2 separate regions of the Homo sapiens genome follow, and region 1 is linked to region 2. The links are chromatin contacts, found by Hi-C or POLR2A ChIA-PET in ENCODE. All regions are on one chromosome and are shown on one strand. Each heading gives the region's core, a stretch centred on a gene start or an enhancer-like site at or near the end of the contact. The rest is flanking DNA. Distances are from core to core; before and after follow the strand shown.

The links. Hi-C counts contacts between places; a loop is a spot of excess contacts on that map. ChIA-PET counts read pairs that join two places held with the same protein, here RNA polymerase II (POLR2A). Pooled maps may share reads with other maps.
Region 1: a pooled map shows a loop between it and region 2 (4-fold over the local background). The contact joins the enhancer-like site here to the promoter of RCN2 in region 2. A Hi-C loop is called at or near these places in 5 of 50 pooled maps. POLR2A ChIA-PET finds 5 or more read pairs at or near these places in 4 of 52 experiments (A549, A673, HEK293T and 1 more).

What each region holds. Positions count from the first base shown.
Region 1 is chr15:76,864,352-76,868,994 of GRCh38, forward strand. The region is part of intron 2 of SCAPER (S-phase cyclin A associated protein in the ER); the gene reads right to left. Among named protein-coding and RNA genes, the nearest start is that of SCAPER, 39 kb to the right of the region's middle. Within about 2 kb of position 1,885, at least 2 of the 41 ENCODE cell types and tissues checked have a DNase peak (open chromatin) inside an H3K27ac peak, as active enhancers do.
Region 2 is chr15:76,929,762-76,935,039 of GRCh38, forward strand. RCN2 (reticulocalbin 2) reads left to right here and starts at 1,988. Exons shown (of 7, transcript NM_002902.3): 1 at 1,988-2,224; 2 at 2,600-2,705. The coding sequence starts at 2,081. RefSeq lists a silencer at 1,681-2,430.

The DNA of each region.
Region 1 (4,643 bases), core at 635-3,134, 66 kb before region 2:
AACCCATACTCCTATGAGAAACACATTTACTAACTACATTACAGCATTTACGTATGGTTCTTATCTTTAACCTTACAATATCCAAAGTACTGTTTGCCAAAATCATGTAATTAGTTCTCATCTTCACCTGGGAGTATGTTACTATTTGCCTTCCAGTTTGGATTCTCCCCACCCACTGGTTAATTTTTACTCTTTTGGGGAATATGTGAAGAAAAAGCAATACATTATTTTCAAATGAAGGAAATTAATGAGTAGCATCACTTCAGGGAAAGAAAAAAAAGTCACTATAGTACACTCTAGAGCAAGGGTCAGCAAAGATTTTCTACAAAGGGCCAGATAATAATTTTTTTTTTTTTATTTTAGGCTTTGCAGGCCATAAGACCTCTGTAACAACTACTCAATTTTGCCATTTTATGTGAAGCAGCCATAGTCAGTATGTAAACAAACAATGTGGCTGTATGGTAAGAAGCCAACTGTGAGATAAACAGACACATATTACTTGTCATTTTGAAATAAATTCAAATTACTAAAAAGTTATAAATTCACACAAAGAATATCAAACATACCCTCACACATTTTTTTCCTGAAGCATTTGAGAACAATCTGCAGTTATACTCCTTGGCAGTAAATACTTCACTATGTATTTTATATATGTAAGGATACTATCCTATATCACTATACTATAACTAACAAAATCAGGAGATTATCACTGATACAGAATTATTATTTAAATTACAGCATTTACATTTCACCAACTATCCCATTAATCTCTTTGACAGTATAAAATAAAGTTGAGAAAAAGATATAAGCCCAATTCTCCCAGAAGCTCTGCAAACCCCAAAGAGGATAAATACGAAGAAAACCACACTTAAGCATATCACAGAAAAACTGATGATAAACTGAAACAAAGAGAAAAATCTTGAGTACAGAGGAGAGGGAAAAATCAACTCATTACCTTTAAAGCAACAGCCATAAGACTGACAGCCTTGCATTGTCCAGGAAGTGATAAAAGTAATAATTTATAATAAACTCTAATAAATTGGTAACTTATTGCCTATTTAGTGGTATAGTAGGGTCAAAATCCTGACTGAAAACGGTTCAAAACAGAATGATGAGAAAAATGGGGATACTGAGTATTAAGATACTTTGAGTTTCGTCATAAAGGAGAACAAAGAAATAAATAAACAGAATGGATTTTTAAGATGAGTGATAGTATATCATACTTTCATACTGATGGGGATGATCCAGTACAGAGACAAATTGTGTTATGGTAAGAAAGAGGGAATGACAATAGGTGCTAAATCTGTGAGTGACAGGAAACAGGTTTCGGTACAAAAATGAATCAACTCGCCAACTAATATCCAACTACCAGAAAAACAAAGACTATATTCTTCTACTCTAATTCTCTGTGATGAGAGTCTAACCCAAATTTTCCTCTCCAGAACTTGTCACTTTTTACGTCTTTAATGTAAACATCCGTACCCATATTCCTTCATTCCTCTGACCTTACCCTGAATATCCATGTGTCATCTACTTACCTGACTCATTAAGGTCTTTCACTGAAACTCATTTGTCTATGATCACTGTCCAAACCCCATTCAGTGTCCTGTAGATTTGCAAAAGTCACTTCTCTACTCATTCTCATACTTTCCAATCAATGTAACACCAGAAAACTTCGTCCTTTAGCTTAAGCACATCTCCCATTAAGTATTGGTCAGTTCTATCTAACTTACACTGGCATCTATCATTTAGCATTGTTCTAACCAAGGGTATCACTATTGCTTCCAGGCCAAATGAACAAGTATAAATAGATGGCCTACTTTTCAGCTCTACTTCAGATAATTCCCTTACACAATCACAGAACATCCTGTGAGACAGAGAGAGACACTGAGTGTGTGTGTGTGTGTGCGTGTGTGTGTGTATATCAGGTCAGAAAATTCACTATGCCATACATTACATTCTAAGTCAAGAGTCTTCACAAAATAATGAGTTTCCAAGAACTAAAATGGATAATCACAAAATAGCAATGTTGTAACACTAGACCAGAAAACTTCAAATCTAACATTCTTTACTTCCATAAACATTTCAGCTCCACTATAAATTTTACCAAGTTAGCTCTTTTGTATTTAGTACATATACACAGACACACATTCAAAGAAAAACCACTAGCTCAAGACTTTGATTTTATTCTTAATTCCAATACTTGATAAGCAAAAACATTATAACTACTCATCTTACTACAAGATCTGATTGAAAATCATTTTTCATTTTAAAGCACAGATGCTTTTTGTAATACATGCTGAATGGATTCCTTTTAGTAAAAACCCATAAATTCTAATGATTTTTAGTAGTCCAGTTCTTATAAAAATGTCAGTAGTAATGTAAATAAAATAGTTTTAAGCATTTTAATATCAGTATCAGGGTTTGAAATGCAATACATGGTTCTGAGATACTTCATAAAATAGATGTCTATTTCAAACAGTATTTTTTTTTAACCTAGGTTCTTTTCTCACAGGAGTCTTCAACAAAATATGTGTATTTTCATCCAAAGTCACAGTGTGCCACCTAGTGCTGTATGGAGATTTTACAGAGGCCTGTTCAAATACTTAATGTTTCAACTAAAAGTATAAAGATCAGCCTTCAGTGAAAGTTTTTATGTTCAAATCTTACAGTACATAATCTAAGAAAGTGTTTACAATAGTTACCAAAGAGGCTAGGTACTTCTGAGACTTGCTCCCAAAGAAACTTCTTTCTCTTAGGTTTAAAATATCTAAATAATTTCAACAACTTTCCCCATAATCTTGAAAAGGTTACAAGTACTGTTTACTAAATGTCTATGTATCTGTCTCCATAAAACTTTCTACTTTATACAAGTTCTTCAAAATCCATTCATACCACTATCTGCCCATAAAATGAAATTCTTGTATCTTTTTTCCAATGTTTTTCAGCTTTCTGAATAATTCAGAAAAGAACCTTTCTCTTAAATTCCCACTACTAACGCCCTTAATACTTTGGGTAGCATGAAGACAAGATTACTAGTCATGCAGCTTACCTGAGAAACCATGTAACTAGTACAATTTTCCTAATATTACAGAATGATAAGCTGGAATCCTGTTCAGTAATTTACGATAACTTTATCAGTTTTTACCAATATTTCACACCATCTAAAGGTAAAACCATAGATGAACTAAGGATGGCTAAACTATTATAAGGGGGAAACAACTTCTCTCTTGTATGAGCTACTCTGTTCTGGAGTCTCTGTTATAGCTCACTAGCCTATACACTAAATGATATATCAAGTCTTACCGAGTCTATCTCCTAAACACAACTGGAGAATGTAAATCCACTACCATCACCCTAGTCCAAGCTATCATCATCTCAAACCTAAATTACTAATACTGTATCAGCCTCCATGACAGAGACTACAATATGCATCAAAACCACTTGCTTTCTTTCCTGTCACAAAGCTAGACAACACCTTCCAGTCTTTCTTGCAGACAGATGGCCATGTGACTAAGTTCTGCATGCTAGAATATAGGGGAAAATGAGGTAAGCTATGTCCAGGTCTGGGTTTGCTTTTTTTTAAGTCTCCTGCATCATCAGCTATGTTCTCTCCCTCAATTCCCCACTTACTGGCCAGATGCATAGGATCTAGCAGACCTCTCTAAAGAATGATAGAGTCATAAGATAAAAAAAAAAATTTAGTCCCATCAAAATGTGAAAGGTCACATGCTGAATACCTACACTGAACTATTAAGTGAACAAGAAATAAACTACTAATCTGTTGGTTCCCCTTCCAGTTATGAAAACATAAAAGGCATCCACATTGGAAAGGAAGAAGTCTAATTAGCCTAGTTTGCAGATGACATCTTTTACTTAGAAAAAGATAAAGACAGCCAGGTGTGGTGGCTTACACCTGCAATCCTAGCACTTCGAGAGGCAGAGGCAGGAGAATTGCTTCAGCCTGGGAGCTCAAGGCTGCAGTGAGCTATGATCGCATCATTGCACTCCAGCCTGGGTGACAGAGTGAGACCTTGTCTCAAAAAAAAAACCAAAAAACCTAAAGACTACACCAAAATCTGTTAGAACTGATTAACAAATTCAGTAAAGTTACAGGATACAAAATCAACATACAAAAACCAACAGTGAACAATCCAAAAAAGAAAATCAAGAAAGCAATCCCATTTACGATAGTTACAAAGAATATAAAATATCTTGGAATCAATTTAACCAAAAAAGGGAAAGATCCAGACAAGGAAAATTGTAATACACTGATGAATGAGAATGAGGAGGATATAAAAAATGGAAAGATATTTCATGCTTATGAAATGGAAGAATACTATTAAAACAACACTACCCAAAGCAATTTACAGATTCAATGCAATCCCTTTTCAAAATACCAATGACATTCTTTACAGAAATAGAAAAAAAAATCCTAAAACTTATATGGAACACAAAATACCCCAAACAGCCAAAACAAACCTGGGCAAAAAGAATAAAGCTGGAGACATCACAGTACCTGACTACAGTAACAAAATCAGCATGGTACTGGCATAAAAACAAACACACAGACCAATGGAACAGAATAGAGAACCCAGAGATAAACCCATGCATTTACAGCCAACTAATCTTTGACAAAGTTG
Region 2 (5,278 bases), core at 738-3,237:
ATAACACATTTTTTTAAACAGGCTACTTATTTTAGATATTTATTTTTCCCCGAGTAGAATGGATTAATTACAAGTAATGACATTGGATCAGTCTTGCCTCTTTTAAGCATAGGCCTTTACTGTAATCTGCTTCCAAACAATCCCAATAAAATCGTTGATTTTAAGAGTCAAAAAGTTGCTCAGAGCCTTCTTCAGGGACTCTTAACTTTTTCTGCCACATGGATCCTTTGAAACTCTGATAAAAGCAAAGCTATAGACTTCCTCCCTGGAAATATACACATGCACCAAGATTTTGGGATAAACACACCACTGAAAACCATGCAGGGACCACTTAGGAACCCAAAGATCTCAAATTAAGATCCACTGAGATAACACAATCCTTTTCCTCCAGATGAAAGCAATAGACCCAGGGAGCGAAAACAGCCTGTTTAGGGGCTGAAGACAGAACCCAGCCTTCTGATACTGCTTACTCCACTGTCTCTTTAGATATCATTAAGTTCCCTTGGCCCCCAAAACTCCCATCTGTGGATCCCCTGAGTTTAGAAGAACTTCCACAGTACCTTGTAGCCTACCTTTTATAACTGGAGTCACGCCGGAAGCTGGTCAAAGTTTACCTTTTACTTATTGGAGAACAACAGGTACAAAGCAGAGTTTCTTATATTAAATTGGGACATTTTTCTCTTTTTTTCCTCAAAACCGAGAATGGAAGTGAAAATTAAAATCCAGCAATAAAGGGTTTTCTTTTTAGTTTAATGAAATCAACTCTAAAATTTGCTTTTATTTATATTCTGAAATTTAAAACTTTGTTCTTCGTTGATCTTTATAACATTGGAAAGATTGAACTTACACTTTGCTCTGTGAATCTTTCAATGGTTTGTGACCAAACCATAAATTTCAACCCGACCCAGGAAATTTCTGCGACTTGTGCCCACCCAGTTTTGCAGTTTGGAACAGAATTCTTGCTCCCAATCCAAATAGAGACTGAGAGAAATGAAAGAGGACCCAGAAAGCCTTTTCTTCTCTGTGAAAGGCCTGATCCTAAGTGGCGCAATCAATAAAGAAAAGGGTTCAAGGTGCAGCCTACAAATTTCTTAGAGTTTAATGTGTTCAGGTTGAGGTGGAGAAATTACATAAACCTGTGAATAGACATGGAATAGAAGCCATGTGTATATGCATTCTGTCCCTAAAGGTTTTGCTAGGTACTTACTAAGCTATTCCTTCTGTGCAATCATCTTTCGTTTTTCTACTTGTATGGATGAAAGCCTACCTTCACTGAACACTTCACCTTATGTGCCAGCTATTGTTCTAAACCCATTACATTATTTAATCTTCACGACAATTCTTTAAGGTAGTCTTATTACTATGCTCATTTTATAGATGAGCAAACAAGTTTTCAGGGGTCAAGAAATTTGAGCAAGTTCACATTAACTTGTAAATCACGAAATTGAGCATCAGATACAAGCATCTGGCTGCACTTCCTGAGTTTGTACGTCCTACTCTCATAAAATAGATACATTGAAGACTGAGAAAGAATACTGTTGGCCGATTCCTCAGGCAATAATTTTTTCGATATTGTATTGTTGTCTCAGAAACCTCCAGCCTCTCTCATTGATGGACGGTAGGAGGGGCACATGGAGTGGACCAGGAGTGGGCAGGAGTGGGGTGGGGGCGTGCTTTTAGAAGCGTTTCGGGGGAACGACAAGGCGCGGGTCGTAGAGGTCTACCCTCTCTGCAGTCCCAGCATGGCTCCTGGAGCTCTCTGGGCGGCCGCTGACCCCGACATCGCGGCGGCCCGCCCCCAGCGCCGCGCTGCCCAATCAGCGGCGCGGCCTGGTGCCCCGCCACTCCGCGCCGGCCATATAGGCCTCCTCCTGGCGCGCCTCCGCACCGCATTGGTGGACCGGCCCCCAGCCCGTCCATGGGCGTTGTGGCCGCCACCGCAGGTTCCGCCTCCCGTTCCCTCCGCCCTCAACGTACGTCGCACCGCCTCTCTGTAGCCGCCCGCGGAGCATCGCAGCCGGCCCGGGCCCCCGCCAGCCTCCCTCCTCGCGTCCCTCGGTGTCCTCCGCGGGCCGGCGCGATGCGGCTGGGCCCGAGGACCGCGGCGTTGGGGCTGCTGCTGCTGTGCGCCGCCGCGGCCGGCGCCGGCAAGGCCGAGGAGCTGCACTACCCGCTGGGCGAGCGCCGCAGCGACTACGACCGCGAGGCGCTGCTGGGCGTCCAGGTGAGGCGGCCAGGCCGGTGCTGGGAGGGCCGGGCCTCGCACCGCGGCTGCCGCGGGCTTTGTCCCGGGACAAAGGGGGGCGGCCGGGCGAGGCCTGGCAGGGGCGGCCTGACAATGGGGGCCGGGCGGCGCGGCACTCGCTCTCTGGGGGTCCTGGGGCCTGGAAAGCCTGAGGAGATAGCACGGCCCAAGAGCTGGATCCCTTCTACCCCTCAGATCATGGAGGGTGTGTAGGGGGTAGGGGCCTTGAAGTGCAGGTGCGGGTCACCCCGAAACCCTTTGGCAAGGGGGTCTTCTAGTAGCCCTGTTTTTCTCCACCATTTTGCCCCACTGATAGTAATGCTTGGCCCTCCTGTGTGTCGCTTCCCCCTAAAGGAAGATGTGGATGAATATGTTAAACTCGGCCACGAAGAGCAGCAAAAAAGACTGCAGGCGATCATAAAGAAAATCGACTTGGACTCAGATGGCTTTCTCACTGAAAGTAAGGACTGCCCTACACGACTAACAATGGAGACAAACACAAATATGTTAAGCAGCGGTGTCTGCTGAATGTATAGATTGCTAGTGTCCCAAGTTGGAAGTCCTGTGAGAAGGAGAAAAGGACATGGAGAATAGGCTTTATACTTACAAATCTTTAGACACTGAGAACCAAGTAAAACTCGGTGCTTTCTCCAGTTATATATAAACATCATTGACCCTGTACTCTATGTGGAAGTCACACCTTGAGACACCCTCTTTCTCACGTGACTTTTGTTAGTGTCAACAATATGATTTATTTTAGAGAAATATGCCCCAAAACTTTAAGGCAGTAAATGATTTATCGCTCTTTTGATATATGCTTCATTTAAATTTTAGGAATTTGCTTCTTTTTTTAAGCAAGTAGAAAAAGACCTGTTGCCTGTGAATTACGTTTATTATAACATTATACCAAAATGTTAGAGCTGGTAGGGGCCTTGGGATCATCTTGTCCACATCACTTTGTAGAGATGAAGAAATGAAGCACAGGGATAAGTGCCTTCTACAAATAAGTGGCAAAGCTGGACTAGAATCCAGGTATCCTGCTCTTAATTCAGGTTTTAATATCCTTCAGTTAAAAAAAAAAATCTGATGCTCTCAGGTAAATTCTCTAGTCAGAAATGAAATGCACAGACTATTAAAAGAATGTTCTAAATAAATTGCTGTGCAGTTGTCTCTCCCCATTGTTCAATTCAAATGATGTTCCCTGTCAGCGTTCCAAGTGGGTCCTCAGAAAAATTCAGGTTGTTATTGTGACTCTTAAGTTAGCTGTTTTTCTGTAACTCTCATTTAAATGCTGTTCACCATCAAGGAATTAAGTTGCTGGAGACAATTAAAAACTGGTAAATTTAAGATGTGCTGTCAATGACATATTCACATTGGAACCCTCTGGAAGATTAAGGGCTTTTTTCTTCCACTTAGTTAGACAATAATAACAAGACCTTTGGTCTCTGATTATCCAATCTAAGAATAAGTCAATCTTTGGTTATACTAGAGTAATCAAAGAACACAACACGTTGATTTGGAAGACTGCGTGGTACCTATCTGTCAAGACCTAGATATGTTCAAATATTTAATAGTAAGGTTTTAAGAAGTTTAAACTTAGAAAAGTTTTAGTCCAAATATTCATTATACAGATGAGAAGAAAAGCTTGAGATGGTAAACTACCCCCTGATGGCAAAGCTGAAGTGTGAACCCACATTTCTGATCCCTGTTCCATTCTGTTTTCTTCTATGCCATGGTGATCTCTTTAAATAAACTAGAAGAAAGATTCATGGTGCTTACGAAAGCCTTCATTCTACTTGAGGACCCTTAAGATAATTTTGGCAATTTGCTCTTTGAGGGCCAGGTCTGGAATCAGATGTTAAGAGGTAGCAAAACTCAGTAGGAGTTGGCTTTGAAGCCAGACAGGTTTGAATCTGGACTCTGCTATTTACTAGTTGTGAAGGCTTGGACTTTTCTGAACCTCAGTTTCCTCACCTGTATAATAGTGATGATTATAATTGCATTGTTTTGAAGATTAGAGGCAACATGTACAGAGGAACCTGATAAATGGTATACTCATGCTGTCCTCACAAATATTCGTGTTCGTCCCTCCCTTTGTTTCCTTTAACGTAGTTTAGTAAATATTTTTATGAATAGTTTTTTGTTTTTTTTTTTGAGGCAGAGTCTCGCTCTTGTCACCCATGTTGGCGTGCAGTAGTGTGATCTTGGCTCACTACAGCCTCTGCCACCCAGGTTCAAGTGATTCTTCTGTCTCAGCCTCCCAAGTAGCTGGGATTACAGGCACTGGCCACCATGCCCGGCTAATTTTTGTATTTTTAGTAGAGACGGGGTTTTACCCGAGACCAGGCTGGTCTCGAAATCCTGACCTTAGGTGATCCGCCTGCCTCAGCCTCCCAAAGTGCTGGGATTACAGGCGTGAGCCACTGAGCCCAGCCAAATAGATTTTTTAAAAGTTGATTGAAAAGTGAACATTTGAATTTTAGAAACTTTCCCATGCCTTCAGGTACCAAGTTAAGACAGATAGCTGTTGCAGGAAGGGCATAAATTGCTACCCATAACTTCGTTAAAATTTACTCCAGATGTTTTAACAACATATTTAAAGGTAATATACTGAAGCAGTATTCTCAGTCACTTGAATACCTTTTCAGAATTTAGGCCATATCTACTTAACCATCTATTATTTTCTTACTATAGTTTTAATTCAACTCACATAAAATTTATTTTAAAGGAAGACTTTATGTCACCTTCATAAATAAAAAACACTGTTTTTTCTCATACATACTAAAATAAATAGCTATCAAAATATTTATGCTTCCTGAGAGATCTGTGGTAGTTAGCAAAGGTTTTCTGCAAGATTTTGGATAACATTTTTTTTAAAAGTAAAGTGCTATTTTGGCCAGTTGGTAATTCATTCAACAAATACTTACAGAGCCAGGAACTTTCCAGGCATTTGATGTACATCAGTGAACAGAACATACCCAAACTTTTATGGAGCTTACATTATATTTAGATCATATGTTATAGTATGGAAGC